Regions from separate parts of the Homo sapiens genome. Here region 1 is linked to region 2. A link is an interaction called in ENCODE POLR2A ChIA-PET data of the cell type or tissue named here. Cell type or tissue: MCF 10A. All regions are shown on one strand. Links, peaks and the distances in the headings refer to the core of each region. The heading gives the core; the rest is flanking DNA. Region 1 overlaps MGME1 (mitochondrial genome maintenance exonuclease 1). Region 2 has its middle 10 kb from the start of BFSP1.

What was found. Peaks named below come from ENCODE experiments on the same cell type or tissue, not always from the same donor. Only the 100,000 strongest peaks of a DNase experiment are listed, where the experiment ranks them.
Region 1: POLR2A ChIA-PET joins it to region 2 with 5 read pairs; 2 of 35 experiments call an interaction of 5 or more read pairs at or near these places.

What each region holds. Positions count from the first base shown.
Region 1 is chr20:17,980,235-17,985,623 of GRCh38, forward strand. All of the region lies in intron 3 of MGME1 (mitochondrial genome maintenance exonuclease 1), which reads left to right. Among named protein-coding and RNA genes, the nearest start is that of MGME1, 14 kb to the left of the region's middle. RefSeq lists an enhancer at 3,178-4,131. In MCF 10A, for the core only: no CTCF peak of the experiment used is centred there; no DNase peak of the experiment used is centred there.
Region 2 is chr20:17,539,054-17,544,442 of GRCh38, forward strand. It overlaps a transcript of BFSP1 not described here. Among named protein-coding and RNA genes, the nearest start is that of BFSP1, 10 kb to the left of the region's middle. In MCF 10A, for the core only: no CTCF peak of the experiment used is centred there; DNase peaks (open chromatin) are centred at 3,158 and 4,108.

The sequences.
Region 1 (5,389 bases), core at 155-5,154, 440 kb after region 2:
AGGCTGGTCTCAAGCTCCTGACCTCAGGAGATCTGCCTGCCTCGGCCTCCCAAAGTGCTGGGATTACAGGTGTGAGCCACTGTGCCCGACCCCACTGAATTTTTAATGGGTAATATGCTATTAAGAGTAACTCCCCACACCCACTCTGTATTGAACCTCTGTTTAAAAAGCTCCTGTGTTCCTGAGATATTGTATGACCATATGTACAATCATTTGTCCCCACACTCATTTTTTAACACAAGATGATATACCCTGCTTTTTTCCACTTAAAAAAATTATTTAAAAAAAAATCAGGCTGGGCGCAGTGGCTCACACCTGTAATCCCAGTACTTTGGGAGGCCAAGGCAGGCAGATCACGAGGTCAGAAGATTGAGACCATCCTGGCTAACACGGTGAAACCCCATCTCTACTAAAAATACAAAAAGTTAGCCAGGCATGGTGGCAGGCGCCTGTAGTCCCAGCTACTTGGGAGGCTGAGGCAGGAGAATGGCGTGAACCCGGGAGGCGGAGCTGGCAGTGAGCTGAGATCACGCCACTGCACTCTAGCATGGGTGACAGAGTGAGACTCCATCTCAAAAAAAAAAAAAAAATCTTTTATTAGTTTATATAGATCTGTAACATTCTTTTCTCATGTAATAATTTTCCACCACCCACAATTAACACTTAACACTGGTGCATTTGCTTAAAACTTTTTTTTTCCTTATCCCTGTGATTACATGGAGATCTTTTTTTTAAAGAAATATAATATTACAGATTAACCCCAAATTCTGTTGAACCACCCGTGGCCAAAGGCGATTGCTGTTTTAAGTTTGGCACTACCTCCTTCTAGTCTGCCTTCTACGCTCTTTTTTGTTCTTTTCTTTTTTTAATGACCAATGATCTGTGACACAGCATCAGGAGAACCTAAGAATATGTGCCCTCTATACTCTTAGCACACACATAATGCTATGTATAATACACATGCATAGGCAGCACTTATGTATGATTTCATGCAGAACTGTGACAGTCATAATATACAGACATCTCTAGATACACAGCATCACAAAGCTAGTAAGATATTGGGCTCAGGAGCCAGCTGCTTGAGTTTGGATTCTGGCTTGGCTTTTCATCTTAACCTTAGATTAATTACTTAGTCGCTCTCTGTCTCAATTTATTCATCTTTAAGATAAGACAAATGGTAGTACCTACCTTGTTATAAAATGAGATATTCCCTGAAGAGTGCTTAATGCATACTATGTATTCAGTAGATGTTACATTATTATTTTGATCTACTTCTTTTTTTACTTTTTTATAGAAATAATTCTTGCTGTGTTGCCCAGACTAATCTAGAACTGGGAAGGAAGTATGATCCTCACCTCAGCCTCCCAAAGTGCTGGGATTACAGGCGTGAGCCACCTTGCCCAATCTACTACTCGTGTGTGTGTGTGTGTGTGTGTGTGTGTGTGTGTGTGTCAGAGTCTCGCTCTATTGCCCAGGCTGGAGTGCAGTGGCACAATCTGGACTCACTATAACCTCCGCCTCCCAGGTTCCAGCAATTCTGCCTCGCCCTCCTGAGTAGCTGGGATTACAGGTGCCTGGCTAATTTTTTTTGTATTTTTAATAGAGACAGGGTTTTGCCATGTTGGCCAGGCTTGTTTCGAACTCCTGACCTAAGGTGATCCACCCATCTCAGCCTCCCAAAGTGCTGGGATTACAGACTTGAGCCACTGCACCTGGCCCTACTTCTCTCTTAACTCGTTTTTTGTATTCTTTTGTATGAATGAGCCTTACCCATTTCCCTATTGGGAACACTCAGATTATTTCTAGTTTTCCACAATTACAAACAGTGCTGCAGCAAATGTGCCTCTTTGTATATTACAGAGCTGTTCTAGGCAGATGCACAGATTCATTTGTTTATTTATTTTTTTTCTTGAGACGGAGTTTCACCCTTGTTGCCCAGGCTGGAGTGAAATGGTGCGGCACCGCAACTTCCACCTCCTGGGTTCAAGCGATTCTCCTGTCTTGTACTCCCAAGTGGCTGAGATTACAGGCATGTGCCACCATGCTCAGCTAATTTTTTGTTTTTAGTGGAGACAGGGTTTCACCATGTTGGCCAGGTTGGTCTCGAACTCCTGACCTCAGGTGATCCACCCACCTCAGCCTCCCAAAGTGCTGGGATTACAGACATGAGCCACCATGCCTGGCCTGTTTGTTTTAGACGTGTGATATATGCAGTTACAATCCATTTAGTTGGTCTGAAGTAGACCCGGACATGACTGCTTCTTAAATCTCCCAGGCACTTGTCACTTCACTTGTACTCAGGATATCAAGCCATTGCTATCCTATACTTTAGGAAGGTTGCTGGGTCAAGGGTATGCATTTTAAATTACCAAGAATATGAGTGAATACATTTAACAATACAGTGTTAGTAATTTTGATAACATTGTATTTTTAATTTGCATGTCACATAAGTGAGACTGAGCATCTTTTCATTTAAGAGCTATTTGTGAACTGTTACTGTACTTTTAATTTGGGTTTACGCTACTATGATGTTAAAAAATGTTTTTGACTGACAATAATTATATATATTTATAGGCTACAGTATGATATTTTGATATATGTATACCTAATGGAAAGATTAAATAAGCTAATTATCATATCCATCACTTCACCTATTTATCATTTTTTGGTGGTGAGAATCTTTAAAATCTACTCTTTTAGCAACTTTTAAATATACAATGCATTATTAAATATGGTCACCATGCTGTGCAACAGATCACTAAAATTTATTCTTCTGACCTAACTGAAACCTCTTACCCTGGGATCAGCATCTCCCCTTTCCTCTTCCCCACTCTCCATCCCTATCCTCTTGTAATCACCATTCTACTCTCTCTCTTTCTGAGTTCGACTTTTTTAGATTCCACATATAAATGAAATCATGCAGTATTTGTCTTTTTGTGCCCAGCTTATTTCACTCAGCAAAATGTTCACCATGTTCACCCATGTCACAAATGACAGAATTTCCTTCTTTTTAAAGGCTATGTAGTGTTCTATTGTGTGTGTGTGTGTGTGTGTGTGTGTGTGTGTGTATCCACATTTTCTTTATCCATTTATCCATAGATGGACACTTAGGTTGTTTCCGCATCTTGGCCTTTGTAAATAATGCTTCAGTGAACCTGGGATTGCAGGTGTCTCTTCAACATACTGATTTTAATTCGTTTGGCTATATATCCAAAAGTAGGATTCCTGGATCGTATAGTAGTTCTGGTTTCAGTTTTTAGATGTTTTAGTTTTCTGAGGAACCTCCATGATGTTTTCTCAAATGGCTATACTAATTTACATGCCCACCAACAGTTTATCAGGGTTCTCTTTTCTGCAGTCCTCACCAACACTTACCTTTTGTCTTTTTGATAATAGCCATTCTAACAGGCATGAGGTAATAATAGCCCAGTGTGATTTTGATTTGTCTTTCACTAATGATTAGAGATATTGAGCATATTTTCATCTATCTGTTGGTCATTCATGTCTTCTTTTAAGAAATATTCATTGAGCTCCTTTGCCCATTTTTTAATCAAGTTATTTGTTTTGTTACTATTTAGTTGTTTGAGTTCCTTATATACTTTGGATATTATCCCCTTATCAGATAGGTGGTTTGCAAATATTTTCTCCCATTCTGTGGATTGTGTCTTCACTGTTGTTTCCTTTGTTATGCAGAAGCTTTTTATTTGGATGTATATGTCTGTTTTTGCTTTTGTTACCTGTGCTTTTGGGCTTCTGAGAAATCATGGCTCAGATCAGTGTTGGGGAGCTTTTCTCCTGTTTTTTTTCTAGTAGTTTTACAGTTTCAGGTCTTAAATTTTAAGTTGATTTTTGTATGTGGTATGAGATAGGGTACAATTTCATTCTTATGCAAGTCGATACCCAGTTTTCCTAACACAATTGACAAAACATTCCCCATTGTTCGTTCTTGGTACCTTTATTGAAAATCAATTGACTGTAAATTCATGGTTTTGTTTCTGGGCTATCTGTCCTGTTCCATTGGTTTAAGGTGTCTGCTTTTATGCTATTATCATGCTGTTTGATTATAACAGCTTTACTTTATACAGCCATGTTCCACATAACAATATCTCAGTCAACGACAGACTACATGTAAACAGTGGTCCCATAAGATTATAATGGAGCTGAAAAACTCCTATCATCTAGTGATGTTATGTTATAGTGCAACATACTACTCGTGTTCGTGGTTATGCTGGTATAAACTAACCTCCTATTCAGTCATATAAAAACAGCACATACCATTATGTACACTACAGTATATAATTGATAATGGTAATAAACAACTATTACTGGCATAAGCTGGTATATAACCAGCTTATAAACAACTATTACTGGCATATTACTGGTATTTACTATGATTCTGACCCTGTGTAGGCCTAGGCTAATGTGTATGTTTGTGTCTTAGTTTTTAACAAAGGTTTAAGGGGTAAAAAATAATTTTAATAATAGAAAAAGCATGTAGAATAAAGATATCAAAAAAGAGGCCGGGGCATGGTGGCTCACACCTGTAATCCCAGCACTTTGGGAAACCGAGACAGGTGGACCACTTGAGGTCAGGAGTTCGAGACCAGCCTAGGCAACACGATGAAACTCCGTCTTTGCTACAAATGCAAAAAATTACCCGGGTGTGGTGGCACATGCCTGTAATCCCAGCTAGTCTGGAGGCTGAGGTAGGAAGATTGCTTGAACCCGGGAGGTGGGGGTTGCAGTGAACCAAGGTTGCACCACTGCACTCCAGCCTGGGTGACAGAGCAAGACTTTGTCTCAAAAAAAAAAAAAAAAAAAAAGAAAAGGAAAATATTTCTGTATAGTTGTACGATGTGTTTGTTTTAAGATAAGTATTATTACAAGAGTCAATAAATTAAAGAAGTGGCCGGGCATGGTGGCTCATGCCTGTAATCCCAGCACTTTGGGAGGCCAAGGTGGGTGGATCACCTGAGGTCAGGGGTTTGAAACCAGCCTGGCCAAAATGGCAAAACCCCATCTCTGCTAAAAATACAAAATTAGCCAAGCGTGGTGGTGCATGCCTGTAATCCCAGCTATTTGGGAGGCTGAGGCAGGAGAATCGCTTGAACCTGGGAGGTGGAGGTTGCAGTGAGCCAAAATTGTGCCATTGCACTCCAGCCTGGGCAACAAGAGTGAAACACCATCTCAAAATAATTAAAGAAGTTTATACAGTAAAAAAGTTACAGTAAGCTAAAGTTAATGTATTATTGAAGAAAGAAAAACGTTTTTTATAAATTTAGTGTAGCGTAAGTGTACAGTGTTTATAAAGTCTATAGTAGTATACAGTAATGTCCCAGGCCCTCACATTCACTCACCGCTCACTCACTCAATCACCCAGAGCAACTTC
Region 2 (5,389 bases), core at 140-5,139:
AGATAGATCCCAAGGAATTGGGCACATGCATCCATGAATATATTTCTTCTTCTTTTTTTTTTTTTTTTTTTTTTTTTTGCAATGGGGTCTTGCTCAGCCCAGGCTGAAGTGCAGTGGTACAATCTCAGCTCACTGCAGCCTCAACCTCCTGGGCTCAAGCGACTCACCCACCTCAGCTGCCAAACTAGCTGGGACTACAGGTGCACACTACCATGCCCAGCTAATTTTTAAACTGTTTCATACACACAGGAGTCTTGCTGTGCTGCTCAGGTGGTCTCGAATTCCTGGCCTCAAGTGATCCTCCTGACTCAGCCTCCCCAGGTATTGGGATTACACGTGTGAGCCACCATGCCCAGCCCATGAATATATTTCTGATAGAAATATACATTCATATATTCATAGATTGAACATACATTTGGGGGCTGGGCATCTGGCTCTCGCCCAGCACTTTGGGAGGCTGAGGCAGGTGGATTGATTGAGCACAGGAATTTGAAACCAGCCTGGGCAACATGGCAAAACCCTGTCGCTATATATAAAAAATAATAATAATAATACAAAAAATTAGCTGAGCATGGTGGTGTGTACCTCTGTAGTCCTAGCTACTCGGGAGGCTGAGGTGGGAGGATAGACTGAGCCTGGCAGGTCAAGGCTGCAGTGAGCCATGATTGTGTCGCTGCACTCCAGCATGGGCCACAGAGCAAAACTCTATCTCAAAAAAAAAGACAAAAATTAAAAAAAGAAACATACATTTGGGCTGTCCATTGTTTTGTAGGTCCAGGTCTACTTTTCTATTAATATCAGTAGGGACTGATTGAACACAAGAGAACATGTTCTATCTTCCAAAGTTCACTAGCTTCCCAGCGTTGACCTGAAATTGGGGGGGACAACAATAGTGCAAGCTATTTTATGAACTATTTTCATATTGTGCATACAGTTTAGGAGTATAGTAAGGTACAGTTTAGGAGTATACTATACATTTTAAGCCCCTCAACGGCCCCTCAGACCTAAACTCCACATGAAGTTTTCTAATGAAATTCTAAAAATAGTCAGTTTACAGAAGTTCGCCATTGTTTAGCAGGGTCTGGCCAAAATTCAAAGAATGACCTATTCCAACCATCTGACTTGTTAGTTCATTTGGTAAGGAGCTACAAGTGATGTGAATATTTCCTGCTATTCCACCCTCTACCACCTGCCTGCTCATGATCAACTCCTACTGACTTCTATGCCTTCATTTATTTGAAATTTATGTCATCAGGCTTTACTTCTCACCCAGCATACATCATCCTTTTCTCCATTTGCCTGTCACCCTCAGCTTTGACACCAATATCTTCCCTACTCCTTTACACCTCCCACCCAACCCCTCATGTATATTAATGTATGCAGGAAGATGTCTAAAGTGGTCTTCAGTTCTACACACCCACGCCCCCATACCCCAAGACACCATTCCAGTTAAGGTCCCCCGCTGTTTACCTGGCAGACCTGCTGTATGAGTATCTTCACTAGACTGCAGCTCTTTGAGGGCAGGGCTGATAGCAATGCTGGGCATCCCTCAGTGGCCATTGTCCACCTGAGGATCTCCCCAGGTGCCCACCCTCCATCCTTCTCCATGCCTCTCTAAAACGCTGAAAGCCTGGCCCTCCCAGACTGCATCACCTCCGGGTGCCTCTCATGTCCTCTAGCTTCCTGTAGGGTTTGGCAAATGGGAGTCACTGTCAGGAGATCAAAAAGACTCCCTTCCTGCTTCCCTTCTGCTCTGGCATAATCTCTCCTCCAAGATCCTTTCCTCCTGCTCCTTTAAAGCCTACAGGTAGTAATAGTTTCCCACTGTTGCTACTACACCATGGGCACTTCACCATGCTTTGTTGATTCATTTGGCTCGTTAGATACTAGGAACGCTGGGAGCTACAAAATCTCATTCAGCAACTAGTTAAAGCTTCTGACACAAAGTGGATGCCCAATAAAATGAATTAAAGAGTGAGTGAATATTAGAGCCAGGAGCTGTAGCATGCACCTGTAATCCCAGCTACTTGAGAGGCTGAGGCGGGAGGATCACTGGAGACCGGGAGTTCAAGGCTGCAGTGAGCAATGATCATTCCTGTGAATAGCCACTGCACCCCATTCTGGGCAACATAGTGAGACCCTGTCTCTAAAAAAAAAATAATAATTAGTGAATATTAGATAGAAACTTGAAATAAAAGATAAAGTTTTTGCATGTTGGGAGGTTTGTCATGAAACTCTTAAATGGGAAAGCTGAATAGTGCTTGGCCAAAGATGGATCATTACAAGGGATCTTACCAGCAGTTCCAGGCCCTCTCATTCCACATTCGCTGATTGGGCTGTTTCAAGGGGCATGGTCAAATTTAGTAGCAGTCCAAAATTGAAATTTACTTTGCTGTCTGCTATGATGGCTAGGTTTACATTGTCTGTCATCATTAGAGGAAATATATAGGGACAGAACAAAAATACATTTATTAAGAAAGAGAACAGTGCACCAGTCAGCAGAAAGACTATAGTTATAAGACACATGAAAAGAAAAAGTTAATTCCTTGGAAAAGAGCTTTCTATTTTAAGAAGATGAACAAAATAAGAGAGGTCCTTAAGTGATAGCTAATGAAGACACTTCCCAGGCATCCTCAATGGCTGTGGCTTTTCAGATGTCAACCGAAAACAAAATCCATTACAAAGCGTAGCATCCAAGTTGGATATGGGTTGCTTATTTTGTTCTGTGGTCAGCCTTTGCTGAACATAGCAGTCTAAACCAGAGCCACAGAGCTGTGAGTGGTCCTTGTCTGTAAAATGCACTTGGACTGTCCTCGGTGACCCTAATTGCATGACTTGGCAAGAACAACAATTAAATAGGATATTTTGGACCAAATTCTCTCAGAGTACATTATTTTCTCAAGGTAACCTGAGTTTTGGGGTGACACACACAGTGTAACCAAAAGTGCCACTTTGCGAGGGTTTGCTAACTGATGTCCTCGTAACCTCCAAAATCAATTTCAGGGCATTGCAGAGTCAACACATCAATGTTCCCCTGCCTGCATTTGGGGCACTTGCTGGCTGAGTCACCTGCAGGAGTGTTCTGGAGTTGCCTCTTAGTAGATCATGAGAGCCAATTGCTAAATTTTCAGGAATTTTGCAAGCTGGTTGACACCTCATCGGTAGCTTGAAATTGGAAACGGTGAGAGTATCTACACCACAAGAATGATAAACACTACAAAGGAAGACATTTCTCTCCTAGAAAGTCAGCTGTTGGCCAAGCATTGTGGCTCATGCCTGTAATCCCTGCACTTTAGGAGGCCGAGATAGGAGGACTGCTTGAGCCCAGGAATTCAAGACCAGCCTAGGCAACATACAGAGACCTCATCTCTACCAAAAAAAAAAAAAAAAAAAAAATTCACCAGGTGTGGTGCCATGCACCTGTAGTCTCTGCTACTCAGGAGGCTGAGGTGGGAGGATCACTAGAGCCCAAGAGGTCAGGGCTGCAGTAAGCTATGATCGCACCATTGCATGCCTGCTCTGGTGACAAAGTGAGACCCCATCTTAAAAAGAAAAAAAAAAGTCAGTTGTTAAACATTTACTAACCTCACATTACCTATGAATAATACCATATCTCTGGTGATGGAAATTTTGGCATTCTTTCCTCAGTCTCATTAAGCTCAAAGAGAGTCTTCCTAAGTGTATTGTTTAACATGGAACCCTAAATTTAAATGCTAAGTTTTAAAAAATTAGACTAGAATTAGAGTATATAGCCTGAGAACATGGTTTGTTTTCATTTCTAGTTGGCTCAAGATGTTTCTGAAAAATAATTTATAATAAATTGCCTTATAAAGTTAAAATGCCTTCCAAAATTTTATAAGTCAATTTCAAAAACTAGGGAAGTCAGCCAGTAAATAAAGAGAGAAAGAGATTTATCTCAAAATAGTTTCAGCACCGCTAGAGGAATCTGTCTCTGTTTCAGTGGAAAAGGAGGCAGTTACTCCTAGCTAATCTCAATATTTTCTTTCCCCTGGAATAATGGCTGACCACTGGCTCTGTTGTTTTTGGCCAACTCCTCTACTGAAACAAAAATTTTGTAACTGCAGTGACCTAACTTGGGAAACAATTTTATAACATTTTCTAGGAACCACAAATCATTTGTTTCATTCTTTCTGAAGACCAACAGTGGCGGTAAGCAGAGAGTGTCTTTTGCCGTGTAACAAAGAAAAAACTTGATAAAGTCAGCAGCCAGAAGAGCATTTCAGTTCAAAGAAGGGTCATCCAGAGCCCATGAAATGTTGTCTTTCACATTAGGAATGAATATGCCTCACACAGCGTCATGACCGACTAAAACCCTGGATCAATCCAACTTGTTATTAGAGCATAAATGGTGACCTTTATTTATCACACAATGAATTTTAAGCTGGGAAGCCAGTTTTAAGAAAAACAGCAGCAACAGTGTTAGCTGCAAAAACATTTTAGAAGAGCTAGGAGAAAATAAAACATTATTGAACTTCTTCATGTGGCTAGAAAAAAAAAACCTTCTGGCATGTGACTCAGATTTCCATTGGGTGAATGCAGACTCATCCAAGTTATGCAACATTATTACTGTTGATAGGTTACAAAAAATCTATCAGCTCATCTATCAGAAAAATCCACCAGCAAAATGCCCTCAAAAGCTTATGAAATATGTACCAGTGAAGATATGCGAAGCAACTTGATATGCTGTTGTAGGACATGTGGTCATGAAAACTATGTCCGCTTAAGTTAAATAGTCTGGATTTAAATCCTTCATGACCCATTAGCTACATGACTTACACAAGACACTGAACCTCTCTAAGCCTCACATGCTTCATGTATAAACTGGACGTGATAGAAGTTCCCAAAAGAGTTGTTGTGAGACTTAAATGTTGTCTGGCATATGGTAAGTGCTTAACAAATATCTGCCTTTATTTTTTGCACATGGTCTATGTTTATTTTAAGCATCCGTCTTAGCTTGAAGTCCCCCAGAAGCCAACTCCGTGGCAAGGATTTGAGTACAAGTAATGTATTTTGGACATGATCCCAGGACACCAGTAGAAGAGTGGGGAAGTGAGATGGGGAAGGGAAAGTAGCCAATGATGGCAGGGTGACCACCATCACCATGGGGGCAACTGGATCTCAACATATCTAAGGGTTCTAGGAGACAGAGTAGAATGCATCACAGAGATATCCCAGGCAAGGGACGCGAAGCTGGGTACTTATCCACCAATCCCCTATCCATCATTGGTTGAGGGCTGCTCCCTACACAGCCCCAACTCCCAATTGTGCAGCACTTGTGGGACAGAAAGTGGCAGATGGTTTAGAGTAAGCAGGCTTTAGCACATAGAGGTGAGTGCTGAGGGGGTACGGGGGTGCAGCACAGCCACTG